4 separate regions of the Homo sapiens genome follow, and all the other regions are linked to region 3. A link is a loop called in an ENCODE intact Hi-C map of the cell type or tissue named here. Cell type or tissue: dorsolateral prefrontal cortex. All regions are shown on one strand. Region 1 overlaps VRK2 (VRK serine/threonine kinase 2). Region 2 has its middle 93 kb from the start of LINC01122. Region 3 has its middle 140 kb from the start of VRK2. Region 4 overlaps VRK2 (VRK serine/threonine kinase 2).

What was found. Peaks named below come from ENCODE experiments on the same cell type or tissue, not always from the same donor. Only the 100,000 strongest peaks of a DNase experiment are listed, where the experiment ranks them.
Region 1: it touches region 3 in a loop (8-fold over the local background); 14 of 110 quality-filtered maps call a loop at or near these places.
Region 2: a loop joins it to region 3, with 6 times the contacts of the local background. A loop is called at or near these places in 4 of 110 quality-filtered maps.
Region 4: a loop joins it to region 3, with 2.5 times the contacts of the local background. A loop is called at or near these places in 17 of 110 quality-filtered maps.

Annotation. Positions count from the first base shown.
Region 1 is chr2:58,128,941-58,133,940 of GRCh38, forward strand. It overlaps VRK2 (VRK serine/threonine kinase 2), which reads left to right. Exons shown (of 13, transcript NM_006296.7): 9 at 2,868-2,988. Among named protein-coding and RNA genes, the nearest start is that of VRK2, 85 kb to the left of the region's middle. In dorsolateral prefrontal cortex, CTCF peaks have their summits at 2,343 (motif pointing right) and 2,543; no DNase peak of the experiment used is centred here; H3K27ac peaks cover 3,000 bases.
Region 2 is chr2:58,424,801-58,429,800 of GRCh38, forward strand. No RefSeq gene overlaps it. Among named protein-coding and RNA genes, the nearest start is that of LINC01122, 93 kb to the right of the region's middle. In dorsolateral prefrontal cortex, no CTCF peak of the experiment used is centred here; DNase peaks (open chromatin) are centred at 2,941, 3,511, 3,841, 3,971 and 1 weaker place; H3K4me3 peaks cover 2,446 bases; H3K27ac peaks cover 4,577 bases.
Region 3 is chr2:57,904,014-57,909,013 of GRCh38, forward strand. It overlaps a transcript of VRK2 not described here. Among named protein-coding and RNA genes, the nearest start is that of VRK2, 140 kb to the right of the region's middle. RefSeq lists an enhancer at 4,755-5,000. In dorsolateral prefrontal cortex, CTCF peaks have their summits at 2,305 and 2,506; no DNase peak of the experiment used is centred here; H3K4me3 peaks cover 1,827 bases; H3K27ac peaks cover 2,578 bases.
Region 4 is chr2:58,053,006-58,058,005 of GRCh38, forward strand. All of the region lies in intron 2 of VRK2 (VRK serine/threonine kinase 2), which reads left to right. Among named protein-coding and RNA genes, the nearest start is that of VRK2, 8.7 kb to the left of the region's middle. In dorsolateral prefrontal cortex, no CTCF peak of the experiment used is centred here; no DNase peak of the experiment used is centred here; H3K4me3 peaks cover 114 bases; H3K27ac peaks cover 779 bases.

The sequences.
Region 1 (5,000 bases), 220 kb after region 3:
TAAATCCTCACCTGTGCCTATTTCTTTCTAATTGTTTTTACTTTGGCAATACTTTATAATTTAGAAATGTAGAACATTTGAGAATACCACAGGCTTTCAACAAAAAGAGTGATGTATATTACTGCATATTGGTAAGCTCAATATAAGTTAGATGCTATTAATAATATTTAGAAACTAACTTGAGAAAGTTTAGAAATCTAAACTAAATCTCATTACAGTTCCAAGCAATAATAAGTAAACACTTCATTTTAGGACATCTGCATGAAAATATACTGTCCATAATTACATTAATTACCAAATGCCACTGAAGAACCCTATGTATTACAATAAATTGTGCAAATACATGACTCAGAAACAAAACAGTGCATAATGTATTTTCTATTCAAATGAATGAAAATATATTAAAAAGAAATACATTGCACAGTATCATCTGATTTTAGAGCTGAAAATGTAAAATATTAGTGGCAGGGATAGAATTGGATCTCATTCCTAGTCCAGAGCTCTATTTACTGCTTCACTTAATATGTTTTAAAATGAATTTGAAAATTGTATAATTAAAGAAGCAACTTTCAAATTAAAAAAAAATTTTTATAGTTAGACATTAATAGTCTCAGACTATAATCAATTCTTTGTGTAAACTATACATGCATACATAGATTTTAATATTGTCATCTAGAACATTTGTTTTTAATTAATTTAACAGGTATTAAAATTACTCCTCTGTGTACAGTAGATGGAAAGAAGACAATCATTGGCAAAGTCTAAGATTTTAACTTCACTAAACATTCAAACTTTTCAATTTGCTTTTCTGAGAGGGAATTTCAGGTAGAGGTATGTAGTCAGAAACATTTTTAGTCACTCTTCAGTGTGGGGAAAGGAAAGGGTGACTATTGGGTGTTCTTTTTATCACTGCATGCATTTATGCAGGACTTATCAGAAACAGTGGCAAAACATTCACCTAACGGTAGTTATTAATACCGATGTGCAAAAAAGAAAATAAAAGATTGAAAAATGTGATAATGTATTTTAATTAGGTAAGACCAAACTATAATAGTGAAGTAAAGTTAACTCTCAAAGGGCTATTTCAAATGAAGACCAGTTTATGAAAGATTGGCTTCAGAAATCTAAATGACTTGTCATTACTTACAGCTTCATATCAATTAATCCCTCAATTGGGGGGTAGGGGGAAATGGCTAGGAAGGTTCAATCTATTTTAATTCTGATTATTTTTCCTCAAAGGGCCTCTTGTGTGTAGCTTATATCATCCAAACACTGTGCCAGAATATCATTTTTTGAAAATTAGAGGATATGAGATTTTTTAAGTGATGGTAATCAGGAATTGCCATAATAGAAAGGAGACTTGTGAACACATCTGTACAAGTGGAACCATTCCATTATTAATGGGAGATTTATTACTGAAGAAATCACTACAGAACACTGTGGTAGAGATTGTGTTTTTATTTTAATATGAGAGCCAAGTCTTGCATTAGGACATTGTTGAAGCTTGTGCAGAAAGTAAATGGCACCCATGGGACTGTAGCATTCTGCTAGATTGAAGGGCCTTTAATAATCCAATACGCTAATAGCAGTTAGAGTGTAAGAGCTAATCATGTCTTCTGCTTTTATAATAACTTATACATGGTAACCAAAAGTAGTTACGATGTGTTGGCATCATTGTTCTTAGTAGATGACTTTTTAAATTAAAAACTAAGTTCACTGAGTAACTTTTCAGAGTTTATTTCATGAAAGATAATAAAATAGGATACCTGTTTATAGCAGGTTTAACAGCCACTTACTGCTCTTAGGAGATTATATATCCCTACACAGATGAACATTCGAGTAATGACAGAAATGTAAATACCAGCCTATTGTTTTATAACAATTTTGAATGACTACAAAAATGAGTTTATTTTACGGGTATTTGCTGATGTTTTAATAATTATTTCAGTGGTTTGTTAATATGTATCAGTTATATTTCATACATTTCCTAGGTTTCATTGTCCATCTTCTTATATAAGGTACTTATAAATATATATAAATTATGAAATTAGACTACAGCATTTAATAGGTTGATATAAAATGATACAAGGGCCTGAAAATGTGCTTTTAACGTACTTTTTAGGAAAAGGCATCTTATTCTAAATTTTGAAGGCCTCTATTTGGCTCTCCCCCCAGCCTCTGATACCATTGCCTCCGTTTTATATAGATATGGGACCAGAATTTTAGCCTGCTGCTGCTTATATCTAAAAATAATATTTGTAAAATTATCCAAAGCAGTAGATATATTTTTATTGTATTTTCATGTGATTGAAAAATCTTCAGAAAGACCCTTTTTTTAATACTGCACACTAGATGGCAGTTTTGTCATATTCTTCCAACTTCAAATGCTGCTAGTGTGAGTGGAACAGGAAAGGCCATCAATGTTTAGTCTGCACTCAGAGGGTCTCTGCATGACCAATGCAGACCCTATGGACTTCCTGGAACATATGTTAGTAATTTAGCTGCAGACATTTATTTCTTTGTTTTACTGCTTGGCTCTTTGAGAAAGTGTTGGTGCTGGGTTATGGGTTGTCTGGATCATGTCAGAGGCCATGGGGATCAAGTTCATGTGACAGGCCAGACTAAGGAAAGATGAAGTTGGAGGAGGTGAGGAAACTGACCCTTACTTTCAACAGCAACCAGTCACTGCCTGTCTGTGGACTGGGGCCAAATGCTTGGGCGTTTAAGTTTTATTCCAGCTGAACAAATAAAACATTTTGCCTATTTGGCTTTTTCATATTTCATCAGTAGTAGTTCAACCAAAGATTTCTCCATTTCTCAAGGACTTGCTTATCCCTTATCTTTCTCTCTAATGCTTACTCCTATAGCCTTGTCCAGACGAAGTGACGTTGAGATCCTCGGCTACTGCATGCTGCGGTGGTTGTGTGGGAAACTTCCCTGGGAACAGAACCTGAAGGACCCTGTGGCTGTGCAGACTGCTAAAACAAAGTACAAATTTTCAAGTATTTCATCATGTACTGCACCAGGTCTGAAGGGATACATTAAAGGGAGCTAACAACACAGAGAAGATTGGCATTCACCCAACATGACAACCAAAGCAAATTTCTTTAGTTTGAAAAATATGTTTTAAAAAAACCAAACAACTAACACATAAAATCCATTAAGGTAACATTGTAAAAAGACATGTATTTGAATTACAGTGCAAAATATAAAGTGAAATATCTGTTCTTTTACATGGTATTTCCAAAGCTTAGATTCTAGGTGGTAGTGTTTTCAAGGAAGAATATTTTCAAATTAGCATTGTACAAGTATGTTGAAGTAGTCTGAGCTTGGTACGATTGATATTAACTGTGTAAAACAGCACTATGAAATGGGACAAATAGGGCTTATATTTTTCAAGTGAGAGCAACATACCTCTTATTTCTGTCTTGGAGGAAGTATGTTTTCTTTCTTAAGAAACAAAATTTTTACATGAGCTATTTATATGAGATAATCTTGTAGCCACATAAACATTTTTAATATTCTACATTCAGTTTTTATTACCTGGATTCGGCTAGCATAAAAATTAGGTCAGACTAAGAACAGGGTGTGTTACTGTTTTACAATTCTCTCACTGATCAGGCCTAAGAAAAAGTCAATTGCATAGAGCACAGAATAGCCAGTTTTTCATTATATACCAAGATATGCTCAACAGTAGTTATCCACAGGTAGCAAAAGCAGCAGCTAAGCTAAGTTTTAAGTAGGAAAATCACAACAGAAGAGTACAAAGCCAGGGGAAAATTAGCTGATTCATAGAAATCTATCTTTAAATTCAGTGTGGCATCAGTTCTTAATACTGAGAAAGATTAGCCTGCAGATTCAGAAAAATACATATTACATTTGTAAATACTGACATATATGAAACATTTCTCCACTCAGAATTTTGATCATCCTAGTCCCTTACCCAAAACTAAAACATTTATATAAATCTATATTAGAACTAAATCAGTTATTTACTGCAGTGATTGATGTGTCCATATTAACTTTCATGTAACATTTCGAAATATGGGTCAAGTCAAAACACAGTGATGTATAAACAGTTTTTGTATTTAATTTTCCAACTAGTTTACCTAATTAGAATACTGTAATAAAGTAATGATGCTATTTTAAAAAACTAACATTTTAATTCTAATGATTATATATTTGTTTTTTGATAAGACTAATATGACTTGCTTTAACTTTTTATCAATATGCATATACAGATACATTCATTATAGGTATCTATAATGAATATACCTGCTTATGCATATTTATAATAGGATGTCATATAAAATTATTATTTTACATGTATAATGCTAATAAATCAAGCATAACTTCTATTTACATTTTGGGGACTCTTACATATGTTAATATCTTCATTTTGACTTGATTAATAATGTAAACCTATAGACTAGTAAAGCCAATATCATATTATGAAGTTTATAATTCAGATAAACCATAGACATTTTCAAACTTATTATAGTACATAATACATAATCATAATTTATTCAACTTGCTGAGAAGGTATGACACTGAAATTCCCCATAAGGGTGTGATTGTATATTCAGCCAAGACACTGTATCTCCCTTATGCCTTTTATTTTCCTGACATAGCATGCTGCTGGATCAATGTGTGTATTGTTGCTACTCTGCCTATGCCAGAGGTGGTGACTCACTCACACATATAAATAATTTTAGTTGAATGTTTTTATAGGTTGTGTATTCCTTACTTGAAAGGCTTGGGACCAGAAGTGTTGCAGATTTCAGATATTTTTAGATTTTGGAATATTTGCATTATACTTACCAGTTGAGCATCCCACAAACCTGTTTAATCATGGGACAGCATAAAATATTGCCCAGTGGAGAACAATGCACATATATACTTAGATACAATGTTTGCGTGAATTTTTTATTGTTGTTTTTGAGAAAAAAAATCATGGTAAATATTACTACTTCTGTGTTTCTGCATACATAAACTTTGAG
Region 2 (5,000 bases), 520 kb after region 3:
CACTTGTAATGGAGATAATTGATGTGTGTGTGTGTGTGTGTGTATGTGTGTGTATCGGCTGCAAATACAGAGCCAAATTAAATGTTAGAGGACCCAGGTCCTTTGGTGCCTAATTCAAATCCAAGGGCTTTTGAGCACAGGGAGATGACTTCTAGGTAACCAGGTAACCACTTTTATATATTGAGTTTGTGTCTGAACGCAAAATTTCCATGTGTTAGTCATTCATTCTCATTCGTGGTCTCACTTGAACAATTTCCTGAAGAAAATGTGTATTTTAAAATATGCCTAATTTCTAGAAGTCCCAATAATTGGGAAAGAACTCCTGTTCATTCATTCTGCATTGTTACTTGGGGACAGAGCTGGGACTTGAAGGCAGGAGAACTGAACTCCAGAGCCTGTGTCTGTTCACCTCCTTGCTTTAGAGACTCAAAGATTGTTCATTCTAAAGTGATGACATAAAGACAGTCCCCAGAATGGCTATTACATCATTGAAGTAATGGTGACATTGAGCTCTAAGAAGTGACAAAGGGAAGTTCTAGTTCTGGGAAGCTCTATTAGGCAGTTTTCTAGAATTTCTCTTTCTCCATCCTTATGTCTTTTTGCTAAATTCTTACCTCCAGCAGTCATCTGACTATGTCGCTAATCTTTTAACAGGAGAAAGCTGTATCAGTGATCTACTGTTGTATAACAGACCATCCCCAATTTAGTGTTTGAAACAATGATTTATTGTCATGTTCCCATGAATTCACTATTCTGTTCCATGTAGTGTTGGCTGGGATCACTCATGCATCTGCACTCAGCTGGTGGCTGGGCTAGGGTACATTGATTCTTTTCCTCTAGATGGTCTCTGTCTCTCTAGCAGGGTTCTTTAAAGCACAGCAGCTAGATTCCAAAAGGGAGCATTCCAAAAGGACTAACCCCAGTGTGCAAGTGCTTATGGAACTTCTGGTAGCCACAGCAATTTACATGGCAAACCCATGGTCCATGTGGAAGGGGACTAAAAGACAGTATTCATGCAAAACAGTGTGATTGATTGGGAGCCATCAATGTGTCAGCCTACAAATGAAATGTAGCTATGTATGAATTTCCATTTTTTAATGTATTTTCAAGGAGTGTCGGAATGTGATTACATTTTGTATGTATGTGATTACACATGTGCAAATCTATTAATATAATGTGATCTTGCCTGTTAAAGAGACATATAAGAATCTGGAATAGGCTCCAGAGAAGTTCTACTTGCCCCTCACCCTCTAATTTCCAAACAAATTTCAGTTCATGGCAAGTGACACATGAAATAAACCTGACAATGGACAGGGGAATGGTGTAAACATGCAACATTCAATGTATTAGAAAAAGTTAACGTTATCCTGCACATGTACTCCTGGACTTAAAAGCTGAACAAAGAAAAAGAAAAAATGTGAATATGGACAATAATTCTAAACAAACAGGGCAGGTATTTAAAGAAATTAATTTTTAAAAGTGAAATTATAGGTTCTTAAACCTAAATTTTGTGCAAAAAAAAAAATCCTTCCACGTATTGGCGTATCAGTCCCCCCTATTCAAGGGCCTTGATCATCATTTGTGAAGCTCATTAGTTTCATATCTGATGCCAAGAGAAGTAATAAGGTCCAATCACTGGGAGAAGGTACATATCAAGGTGGGTTTTGCAAGGTGAGATATAAGCTAGAATTTGGGGAAACATGTAAAACTTGGCATGATATAAAAAAAGAGGCTGGGCGTGGTGGCTCCCGCCTGTAATCCCAACACTTTGGAAGGCCAAGGTGGGCGGATCACCTGAGGTGGGGAGTTTGAGACGAGTCTGACCAACATGGAGAAACCCCGTCTCTACTAAAAATACAAAATTAGCCGGCGTAGTGGCAAATGCCTGTAATCCCAGCTACTTGGGAGGCTGAGGCAGGAGAATCGCTTGAACCTGGGAGGCGGAGGTTGCGGTGAGCCGAGATCACGCCATTGCACTCCAGCCTGGGCAACAAGAGCGAAAATCTGTTTCCAAAAAAAAAAAAAAAAAAAAATCAAAAGTGTGGAAAATAATATGATAATAACCTCTGTTAAACTTGCATGAGGGAATGGACTAGACCTAAGTGTAAATAGGTGATTTGATTGGGGTCATTTTGATTGCTTGGCAATACAATTCCTTTCTTTTATATTTAATCAGAATGTTTGTACATCTATTTATTAATTGACCCAGTGGGTAAGACGACCACAGTGACTGGGCTTAGTGTAAATACTCATTAGTTCAGTTCTCTTGATTGGATCAGATGACCCTTTTACCCATACGATCAATACATTATGTGACGCATAAATGGTTCGTCCAAACTTCTAAGGGTGACATTACTCCATTCAACAGTGCTCTCCCCACAGAGAAATAAGCATAGCTAAGGAAATAACTTCTTTTAATGAGATTAATCCCGATGATAACTTAAAAGGCAGTTTTACTGCAAGATGTAGATGACTTTCAAACCTCCTTATTAATTAAAATATTGAATCATTTTTGGTGTCATCAACATGGTGGTTATAAATAAAAGTGAGACTGGGGGAGTAGTTTTTTAAATAAATGAAGCCATAACCCTAAAATTTTCTGCCACGGATTACCCTGAAACTCTTCATAAATTCACCTAGAACAGGATTTAAATGATGCCTGCATTAACCATAGTCAAAACTGGTGATCAAATGCATTTCTACCCACAGAAACCCAGATGAAGGAATGCTGAGCCCTTCTTTCCACCAGGACCTAAATATTTCCTGAAAGTTTGAAACTCGAGGCTCAGCGTCTACTCCTTCCCCAATATTTCTGCAACAATTTTATTGGGACCAATAATTTATGCAAATGTGAGGCTGAACAGTTGGGCTCCTCTGGGAGCTTTCCACTGTGTTGGTGCTAGTTTGGATCGTGTGTGTGCGCGTATGCGCGCACGCGCGCGTGGAAAAACCGGGTATTTCCCTAAAGGAGTTTAGTTGACACCAAGAGGTCACTCCCCTGAGGAGCCGGCTGCAGGGCGGTGATTCGCCCCCGGGATGGTGGCGGCGATTCCGTGCGCCTTCCTGCAGTTGGACATCAGTTATATTTCAGGCTTTCAAAGTAAACGACGAACTCAGCACTTTGGCAGAGTCCAAAATCCGCCAGCGAACTTGGGTGCTAGAGTTCGGCGGGAAGAAAAGGTGACTCAGAGATGCAGCACATTTTTCTGGCACTTTCCACCGAGGATACTCTAATAAACGGGGGAGGGGGAAAGAGGGAGGGAAGGAGAGGAACACCCTCCTCCTCTTCCAGAAACTGCACCTCAGCCTGAAATTTGGGTATTATTTTACCTGTATTTATAAAAACCACCACCGCACTCCCTGCACCAACTACCCAACTGCCTCGACTTCCATTAAAAGCAGCTACTAAGACTAAAGAGAGGGAAAGACTAAGGGCGGGGTGGGGGGAGAGACAAATAAATAAATAAAAGAGAGCGCGAGGGGGGAAGGGGAGAGAAGGGAGAGGGAGCGCCTGGGACTCGAGACGGCGGCAGGTTCAATTAGCTAAACAAAGAAATCATGGCGGATTGTTTACATTTGGCAGCGCCCGGGCTGCGCCGACCGCCGGCCCCGAGCCGCCGCGGGCTCCGAGGAGTCGGCCGAGCTGCTCCCGCGCCCTGGCCGGGTAAGTGACGCCGGCCGCGGGCCCGGGGCGGCCGCCGCGCGCGCCACCCCCGCTGCCTCCCCGCCCCCGGCGGCCCCGGAGCACCCCCACCATCCCCTGCCCCCTCCCCCACCGGATCGCCCCAGCCCCCTCCTCTTGCCCCCGGCGCAGCTGGGCTCCGCTTGGATTTCGGTGACGCTGTGGCTCTGTTCGTTTGCTGCTGCTGCTGCTGCTGCTGCTGCTGCAGCCAGGGGGAAGGGGTGGGGAGAGTTGGGGTGGGGGCGGCAGAGCAGTGTGGAGAGCAGTGCCCCTCCACTCGTTTGTTGCCTCTTGGGGTCAGGACCTCCCCGCCTGGGCCAGCCCAGCGGACGGCCCCGGTGCGCGCTCGCCTTGCGCCACCGCCTCCGGGACCCAGGCGGAGCGCGCCACTCAGCCCGGGAGGTGGGGCCGGGCAGTGACCCCGCGCGAAGTGCCAGTGCGGAGGGCGGGGGTGGTTACCGAAAGATGTAATCCCAGGAGGGGCCGCCGCCTTCGCTGTCCCCTACCTGTACCCTCTCTTTATCCTACCCTCCATTCCCCGACCCTTTTCTCCCTCTCTTCTCCCCGTTCTTTTCTACTCCCCTCATTGCTTTTCTCAGACCGGCCTTAGGGTTGAGAACCTGCTCAAGAGGTCGCCTTCCAAAGGCTGACCTTGCCAAAGCCACCCACGTCTGTGAGAGCTTTTCCAAAGATTGACTCTTTCCTCATCTTTGTGGCCCGAGGGTTCACTTTTTTTCCGTAGGGTGGAACTCTTTCTCCTACAGAGGCTTTTTAGACGAGTGTCTTTGTGCTGCGGTTGGCACAGCAGTACTAGGAGGTTAGGTAATGACAGGGGAGGAAAACAAAGGCAACAAATAGGGGGAAAAAGGGAGGGCAATGTCACCAACAACAGAGGGGGCTTTCTGTATTCCCAGAAAAGATGGTTTCCTTTGCGGAATGCTTCCAGCATCATCGGCATGCAACTGACATATTTGCTTTGTACAGAGAAAAACAAATTCTTAGGTCCTTCAAGTTAACCTCTATTTTCCTTTCAATAAAACTTTAAAAAAATGTTTAGTGCATTCAGTAGTTTGCTTTTTCTCTTTCTTTTGCTTCCTCTTTCCAGAACCTTAGTTAATATCTGTGTCCTATTTGGGAGAAAATCACAGCCAGGACTAGCTGTGGAACAGAGCAGGACTGGAGTTGGTGACATTTAAGCAGCCTTGACTGGGGGCCAGGGCAGCAGAACCAGGCCCAGTTGCTTCTCTTGCATACGTCTTTTTGAGGCTCTGACATCACACTGCTGCTGGGTTGCTAATGCACCATTGTAAATCGTACA
Region 3 (5,000 bases):
AAAAAAAAAAAAAAGGAAATATTAAAAGTAAGTTTTTTTCAATAATGATTTTTTTTATTTTCCAAAGAGTATCACGGAGTTCACTTTTCTCATTAAAAAATAATAATATGCATGTAGTGTTTGACATTTCCCTTGTGAGCTGCAAAATCTAGAAATCAGGGGACATTGCTGAAACATCTGTTATTTCACATTTTCCATTGAATGACTTCCATGATCAGATGGACAAAAGACAATTACTACCATGCTTTTAGTCATTAGAGGTATTACAGTTTCTAGTAGTTGGCTTTTTGATGTTTCTACTGTCTCTTGGTATAGGTATATCCAAAGTGGAACAGAGGTGATAAGTTATCTTAGTCTGCCTGGTGCACCAACTGGTATCATATTGGCCTGAAATATTTTTCTGTATGTCATAAAGCTCTTGGAATTAAGAGATTCTTTGCATGCAAAGTAAAACACAATCTATTGAGTTGTAACTCTGATGAAAAATTTTGCTAAAATCTGAGACACATTATTTGTCAAATAAGATTTTGTGTTCTATGCCATATCAAAGAAACATGTTGACAAATGAAGAGTTAAGTAAATTACACATGAGATAAGTGTTTGTCTTGATTTGCTTGGGGGTATTGTGTATGTGTGTTTGTTTTTCTTTGTTTCAGTTTGTTTCTCTGGTTTGTTGTTTTTCTTATTATGTCATGCCAAACAGTAAATTTGATAGATTAATTTTTTTTATCATGGTAGTGACCTAATTAGACAGGTTGTTTTATTTGCAGTTGTTTAGCACACAGTCACATAGACACAGCCTAAATCAAGACTTTACATATTAAAAAAGTTAGAAATTTTAAAGAAACACTACACAAAACTGGGTAGAAATTGGAGAGTTCATAAATAATCTACTCTGACTTCTGATTCCAAATCCACTTCCAAATTTTTGTTAGAGTTTTATGACATATTCTGTTAAAAAAAAAAAAAGACAAAAAGGTGTAAGAAACACTCATTACGTGGCTTAAAAATGAACATTGAAATCACTCTGCTGATTCTGTTTTCCACAGGCAGTCACAACAATACCTCCATCTCACATACCCTTCTTAAATGTGACTTGGACACTATTCCCATGAAGAAATGGTCTGTGTTTCCTACCTTAAAAATGGGCTGGCTTTGTGACTATTTTGACTAACAGTGTATGGCAGAAATGATGTTATTGACTTTTTGTGTCTAGGTCATTAATGACCAAGAAGCTTCTGCTTTGTTGGCTAAAATACTTGTTCCTGAAAGCTTGCAAGAAGTCTGACTGCATTGAGGCCACCATGCTGTAAGGCAGACTAAACCCACCCAAAAGAAGAAGCTGCATGGAGAGGCCATGAGGCTACACAAAGAGTGAGAGATGATGGCAGCCTCCAGCTGCTTCGACCTCCCATCCTCCAGCTCTAGCACTAGCTGTAGCAAACAACTGGCCACAACACTAGGAAAGACCACCCAGCTCAGACCATTCCCAAATTCCAACCCACAGGAATCCATGAGAAGTCATAAAACAACGGTTATGTTTATAACCCCAAAGATTTGGGAGATCATTTATAGATCATTCATTTATTAAGCAAATGTTTACTGAATGTCCAGTCTGTGCTGGGCAATATCCTAAGTACAAAATCCTGCAAGGATTTTTTTTTCTCAAAGGAGTTTAATCCCTCTATCCTCTCTGCTTCCATGGCTCTTTAGATTGGTAATATAGCATTTATTTATTTTGTCCATATTGGTAATACAGCATTTATTCTTTGGTCCATATTGGTAATACAGCATATTTTTCCATATTCTATAAGTTGTATACATGTTTGATTATACAATTCTAAATTCAGGATCTGATTCTGAATTAATTTTATTTGCCTCTATAGTGTTCCTAGTGTACGTAAGTGTTGATATATAGCACCTATCTGGATAAAAAAAATTGATGCAGGAAAATTAATACCATTAGCCCCCATGATACAAATTAAACTAATATTCTTGAGACATAATTTATTTAAAATAGCTGAAGTCTTCAACTGAAGGAAAGGAAATACTTTTTAAAAAACATTTGAATATGTGATTATTCCTTACAGCAGTCAAAAGAGAAAGAAATAAGTACTTCTCAAAGATTCTAGTAATTAGTAAACAAGCCACGAGGTACTTAAAATTACCTTAAACCAGTTTTATTTTGTCAAATAGTCTGTTACTACAGCTATAGATAATTTTGTTCTAAGTGTAGCTTAAAACTAAAATGTGCCCTGGATAAGATAAAAAGTAGTGTCTGGGCGTCCTCATTACAATCTTCCTTCCTACCACTAGTCTATGCTGTTGCACTAAGTACTGAATGCTTGTTCAGTGTCCATAGGAATGTGGGGAAGATCACTTTTGTCTAAGATTTGTTACTCAGATGGGAAAAAGTCAAATGCCTTATTTTTTCCCCAAAATAGAAGCAGGCAATTTATAAACAATTCTGTTCACGAAAAAATGTATTCTGAATTCATAAATTTAAGTTATATGTTTTAACTATGTCAATTAGAAAAGGAAAATATTATGGGGGTGGGGCCTCCCTTTCTAATTTTGAAAAGAAGGAATCTAATCGTCATAGTTAAGCACTCTTACTTACAATGTTGAGTTTTTGTTAATTTCTCCTGGTCCTCTGCCTCACTTTGATCTGCATTTAATGAGTTACAAATCCTGTGAATTTTACCTCAGCGCTGTTTTTTCCACCTAGCCCATTTTCTCCCCTTTGTATTAACACAGTTTAAAACCTCAATGTCTATAAACTGCACAGTGCAGGCAAACATGTATTGAGGTCTTATCTGTGTGATGTCTTATGCTAAGGGCTTCACATATGTACACTGTTTAAATCTTACACAAATATGATGAAATAAATTCTAAAAGTTTTCCTGTTTTACAGATGAGAAAAGCCATGGAGGACTTTTTTTATTATTATTTTTATTTTTTTGAGACAGAGTCTTGCTGTGTCACCCAGGCTGGAGTGCAGTGGCGCGATCTCGGCTCACTGCAACCTCCACCTCCCAGGTTCAAGCGATTATCCTGCCTCAGCCTCCCAAGTAGCTGGGACTACAGGTGCCCACCACCACGTGCGGCTAATTTTTTTTTGTATTTTTAGTAGAGACGGGATTTCACTATGTTGACCAGGCTGGTCTTGAACTCCTGACCTCGTGATCCTCCCGCCTCTGCCTCCCAAAGTGCTGGGATTATAGGCGTGAGCCACTGCACCCAGCTGAGGACTTTTAGAACTAAGTAATTCACCCAAGGTGATAGTCAGTAGTGGTGGAACCAGCATGCAAATTAGACAATGTGACTTCATAGCCTAGTATTCTACTCTACTTCTGTAACTTATGGCTGGAAGGGACTTTAAAATTCCATCTACTCCATGTTTAATGCTTCATTCTCCCTTAACATTTGCAAAGTTGTCACTAGCCTATGTTGGAACATCTCCAATGACTGTCACAATAGTCTTCTATCTCTCAACTCCAACTCACCCTATGCTCTGCCAGATTCATTGTTTTCAAAAAGCTTTTTGTCATAATCTCCCTCAGCTCAAATAAACAACTAGCATTTCCAAACAGAGCAACTACAACCACTTCAAACATCCTAAACTCCCTCCAACCCTGGCTATTCACACGCTTCAGTTCACAACTTCCATCCAGAATCCTACTTCTCTGATTGTCCTCATGGGGAAAGTATGCTATTTCCTTCATCCTACAAGATGCTTCTCACTGACTCTATCCATATTCTTCTCATCCTTCAAGAGCCAAGTCAAATCTCTCTGCTTCCAATAAGCCTTCCTTGCTACACTCAGGTAAATGTAATCTCTCCATCTCCTGGCGAATGTCTCGATTTCTTTTTCTGTGCTATGCCTGGTGTGACAGGGAGTCAGGGCCAAAGATGATCTAACAAAGTCAGAACATGATAATCCAAGTACAGAAGATCATTTCATCAATACAGGCTCTAAGAAACAGTCTAGCAGTGGGTGACTGCTAGACTGTTTATGAGAATATGAGAATGAAGGCCAAAAGGATTCACAAGAGGGGATCAAGAGATTTTCAAGGAACTTCTGGAAGGCAAATCTAAGGAAGAATCCAAAATCAGAAACCAAAAAGCATAGTCAGGAGTTAAAGAACTTAGAGGAGCAGAGCACAAAGTTGTACATCGTATGTGGTTTTATCTTGGGTTGATTCTTCTAGTTTTCATTAGGATGACCACACATCACGTATGATTTAAAGATGTTGCTTTGCCTCTTACAATTTGCACAGCTTTTGCCACCCATTATTTTCTATGATATATTATAATTATACATCTGACAAAATTCTGAAATTGGCAGCTGTGACTACTTATGCTCTGGACTTATCTATAAATCTTTTAAGGATAGTCACAATTTTGTCTGTGTCTCTCTAAGAATCTTGCAGTGTTTTAACATAAAACATGATGAAGAAGTATTTGATGAGTGTATGCATGCATATATAGATGGATGAAAACATTAAAAAAAAAACTTGAGCTCCATCATTTCTGAATGTATAACCAATCCTCCAAAATGTCTGAAGTTAAATGACTGGCTCTTAATAAACCTTTTTGAGGCATCCACACTACCATATTTTACTAATTACTAAGTGTTTTCTAAACTGTGTGTGACAGGTTTTTAGTTAATTGAACCAAATATTTGACCAGATTTGAAGAATAGTTTTTCAAAGTAGTTTTTAATGAGGCCATATCTTGAAGTTTGTTACCTGTTAAATTAAAATGAAGACCAGGCCTGAAGAATCCCTGAGCAGCTAAAACGAGTAGACCTCATTAGTGACCTAAGGGTTGCTGGGTTTGCAAACAGAAGTGAAACTTAACTTGGGGTGATTTCTTGTAAATGCCTATATTAGAAAGAAAACAAAACTTAAGCTCAACCAATCAAAAGTAGCCAAAACCTTAGAAAATTATTAATATAATTAGGGACGTTCCAATAGGATATACCAAATAAGGCAACT
Region 4 (5,000 bases), 150 kb after region 3:
ATTTAGCATCTTTGGAGTGTCAAGCACAGAATAGATGTTCAACAGTTATTTGCCTGAGAAATTGAGACTGAGATTGGAGTACTTAACCCACACAAGCTAGTTTGCTTTGTTCTCTTCCATAATTATAGATGTCACTCTTCGATCTACTGCAGATTAGTATCCTTAGTCACCAGGAAAGTTGAGACAAGGCACCTATCATGACATCATCTAAAAGAATGTGCATGTGCTTTATTGACAGGACATCAGTAGCAATATCTTTTATAAAGATACTATCTCAAAGCTTTTATAAAGAATAACACATTATTATAACTAAAGTTAACTGTGGTGAAGCCTGAAAATCAGATCATTTATCCATGGACAGATGTTTAAATTTCATCAAAGTGACTGCCAGACATTTTTGGATCATGTTGTCGGATTAGCCTAATTTTGTACTTCAGAAACATAGAAGGAATCTTTTGTTGGCGGATAGGTTTTTAGAAATTACCAAAGTTTAAATCATTTATTTTACTGATAAGGAAACATTTATATTTAAAACAAGTAAATATAAACCACATACATAGAATGTTTTTACTTCTTCATAAAATAATTTTTTATTTTCTTTATAAATAGTGAGCTATAATAGATTGATTTTAAGGTATGCAGAATAAAGTTTAGAAGAGCCCAGTGATAATACTAGCAACAAAGTAGTGTGTTGGAATACATATTGCTTCATTACATATTACATTATTAAGTGTTATTTTGGTAGTGTTTATAGAGAGCTTTGAGATAAATAGCCTTATCTGACACAATGCAACGTTGTGGTGCCACTGCAATTGTTATTAGGCAATTTTGCAAATGATACTGTGGGAGTGAAGAGAAGAATTGAATAAATGTGAAAATGAGAATAATTTGGACTAGAAACTATAGTGTTTATGATAAATTAGTCTCCAGAAGGTATAAATAATAGGTAATATAAACTCAAAACAGGGAAGGAATCACTTGGAGTTTTGTAAATTTAATACGTTTGTTGGACTTACAGACAAGAAATAAAAGTCTCTATAAGATGTATTTTAATTTTGTTTATATTTAAATTTTGAGTTTTTAAAGAGATAGCAGTACCCAGTTATCTATCAGTTAAGAAATCTGGGTGTTTAAGAAAGTTTGGGTTCCTTCCATTAAAAGGGAGATTTATAAGACTTGGCTTTTGCTTGGCTTTTTCATTTTTTTAAATATCCATTTTTAAGCATATTTTATATTATGGTTCTTCTTTATTTTCAACATTTTACTGTCAAATTCTTTTGCCTTAAGGGAAGATTTATAAAATACTCTATTCTTCAGTGCATTTATATATTATGTCTCTTCCACTGGACCTGTTACTATCTTGTAACTGTTTACAGTGGTCAAGGTTTTTTTTTTTTAATTTGAAACATATTGCTGTGGGGAAATTTCTTCTTCCTGAAATGAGCTCACCTCTATTGCCACACAATAAAAGAATTCTCAGCTTTTGAGAGCTCTGGCTTCCTTATGAAATATGGATAGACTTCTGCTTCTGAAGTGTTTTAGGTTTTTTTCTTTAGATAAGGAAGAAGAGGAATAAATAGTATGAGGTGTGTTTCTTCTTTTAAGACACAGGAATATCTATATCAGATAAATGAGAAGAAAATTAAGAAACTTTAAAGCTCTAAATGAGAGAGCTCATTAGAAATTAGCTACTTGGATGATGAAAATTTCTTCATCATCTACACTTAAAGGCATTTATGGTTTTTATACTACTTAGATACTTGATTTTGCAATTAGTATTTCTTTAGAATGTTTGTCCCTGATAGCTCCATCACATGGACTGTTATTCCTGAACACTCTGTTGTATTCTCCATGAAAAAATATTTTAGGAGAAAAGATAGAAAACTCAGCAATTATTTCAAGATAATTGTTGAGGACTTCCCTTGTTTCTTTTAAAAGCATAGCCTTTTGTTAGCCAGGTAGATTTATCTTTTCTTTAACATCTTCGATCAAGTAATACTTGAGGGAAATATTCTGTAGAAAGACATCCATTGAAGGCCAGAAACATCTACAGATGCAATGTGATCCCAAGCAATGAAGCATGTGGCCCTTCATTGGCATTATATGATAACAGGAGGATCTTCTGGCAGAAGAAGTGACTTTTGCTGCGTTCTGCATGCTGCCCCTCCAAACCCATCTTTGATTGGCACCTATGCCCTATTGAAACTGGCATCACACCTTCTGAATGGGCACAGTGCCAGGCTAGCAGATGGGTATGGGCAAAAGCATGCCAGAAACCCAGTATGTGAATCAAGTTTAAGTATCAGGGGCCCAAATTCCCATCCAGGGATATAAAAACTACAGTCTGTTGAGAGCTTTTTGTGCTTAAGGTTAAAGGACATGCCATTTCTACTCCAACTTAGAAGTTGATTAATTTTGAAAGTCAAACAGCAGCTCCTGTGGCTGTGTCAGGCAAAATCCTGTCTTTGGTGAATGAGAATTACTACTTCGTGTAGGGAAGAGAAAGTATTGTAATGAAGTTTCCAATGAGAGTTACTCTCCTGCAAGTGCCTCCAGCACTTAAGCAGCATGCATTCAGTGGAGATGAATATTTCTGTTCTCCAGCAGAGCCAGGTGCAATCAAAGCCAGATCTTCAACCTGCTGCAGTAAAGAACCCTAAATTTAGAAAGGGCAGGCAAAGTTTAGAAGAACTCCTTGGTGGCAGGCAGCTCTTTTCACTATGAGCTGATGAAGCTTCACAAAATTGTATAAAGGAGATGAAGGGAAAACTCCAAATAAAAGACCTTCAGAAAATTTCATCCAGAAACAGAAAGATTTTTAACAAACCAAAGGAAAAAGTTTAGTCCTTTCTCCTCAATGCAGAAAATCTTCTGAGTTTTCTATCAATAAAAACTTAGTTAACCAAAATGTTAGAACCAACTTAATGCATAAGTGACAAAACTTTCTATTTTTACATTTATTTCATTGCATGTCTATCATGTATATAAACTTTGCTTCTTGAATAATGGATTTTGCATAAAATTGAGAACTCTAAACATCATATTTCCTTCTGATTGTCTCACACCCACTACAGAACTCCCCTCCCCCACCCCCTAAAAGAGGGCACGCTTCCTTCTGATCACTTTAATCATATCTTCTAAATGCTCTAAAATTTACAGGAATGCCTGTAAGACCAGCTGTGGCCAAGAGAAGCTTTTCCTAATCGCCTTATAGCCGTTGCTTTTGCTTTTTCACTGTGTAAACTTTATCTATGGAACAGATTCCATGAGACCGTTGTGAATACTTCAACGTATTCAAAACATATAACTGCCACAAATTAAACTACTAAAACTAAAGCTGGTGCATTGTAACTGCCAAGTAAAACTGGCACGTCCCTCTGTCAGACTGCAGGAGAGTGTGCCATACAGTCCTCGGAAAACACAATTCATCCAGAAGCACTCTTGTCACTTGCTCTGATATTAAACCAGAGAAAGTGACATTAATTAAAGAAGTGACATGAGCCAACAAAGGCAATGAATTCTCAGCTTTGGCTCATGTGCAGACCTTAATCCAACCTGTTCTGCTTAGGTAGTGTGGCTATTTCTGAAGAGTAACTAGTGTGGCTACTCACCCCACTTCCTCTCATCTTCCCATTCTGCATCACGTGTTTGAGGAACTAACATTTTATATCCAGGGTTGGACTGGTTAATTGGTACACTGGTAGTCATTGCAGGGCTTCCCAAAATAGTAGTGTGGTGGCATGTGATGCTTTTATTGTACTTGGTAATAGTGTGAGATGTACAACTAGAGGTAGAGGAGAGTTGGTCTAACGAAAAGGCAAGCAACAGCCAAACAGCAGAATACCTAGACTTGGTAGACTGGAAGCGAGGAGGGTCTGCTGCTAGGACTGGTTGTGGAAACAAATGGTGGCTTGGTAGGCTTTATGAAAATTCTGAAATGCTAAAGAGGCATGCTGGGGAGTGTTCATAACTTCTCTCTTTCTTTGTTCCGATGGTGTGCTTTCACACAATGCTCACCTCATTATTTCAGACGGTCACTATTTTGTATGCTGTCTTTTTAACCTGTTTCCCCCAACATGTGTGCACACAGACACTACATTATAAACTGCTTTCAGGCAGTCACTCACAGTGCTTAATATGGCCTTGCATGTTATAGTTCTTAAAAAATGATGTGTTAAATTAACTCTAGAACTGTTCTATTATGATTTTCCCAATAAATAGGTTGTATGAGACAAAAAAATTCCATGCTCTATCCTATATGTGACCTGCGTGTAAGGCACTGTACTTTCAGATTTAGATAAATTCTTTTGTATCTTTTGGGGAGTTTGAAGGGATAAAAGTATGTGTTTATTCTCTTTTCAAGTATATTTTTAAAATACAAGAAGCTGTGTACTTAATCCATAGATTGTAGAATTTATTGTGAAGAGTCTACTCTGTTAAAGCATAGTATGGAGAGGGGACTAAAAAATGGACATTGTGTTAAGACAAATCAGTTTTCTCTTTCTAATAAAACAGTTCTTCTGAGTAGTATTTAATTGAAGTAGACCTAATAGCAAGTATAAACGTTTGTGGGGAAAAGCATGGTGTTTACTATAAAATGGATTGACTTATGTATGTATGCATGTAACATGCATAAGAAATCAACTTTTCAAAGAATGTAAGCACAACGTTAACAGAAAATAAATTATTGGGATTTCTTTTAATCCAAGTCTGTGAAAGGTTTGATTAAGGGTTTTGTACATAGTCAGAAGCTTTTGTTATGGTTTCTGGGCAGGGGTATTTTATGTTTGAGGTCGGGAATTTTCTATCCACATAATTAGTCATGAGGTTTAATGTACATTTTTTTTTTGTATCAGGCAGACAATGTCTTCAAAGAGACAGCAGTGCTGCAAAGGAGCAAGAAAAGAAGGCCAAAGTTGACACACAGAGAGGCAAAACAGTGTAGGAAAAATCAACACGTTTTGCAAAATCAATCATTGAAAATGTGTCAGCATTCAGGA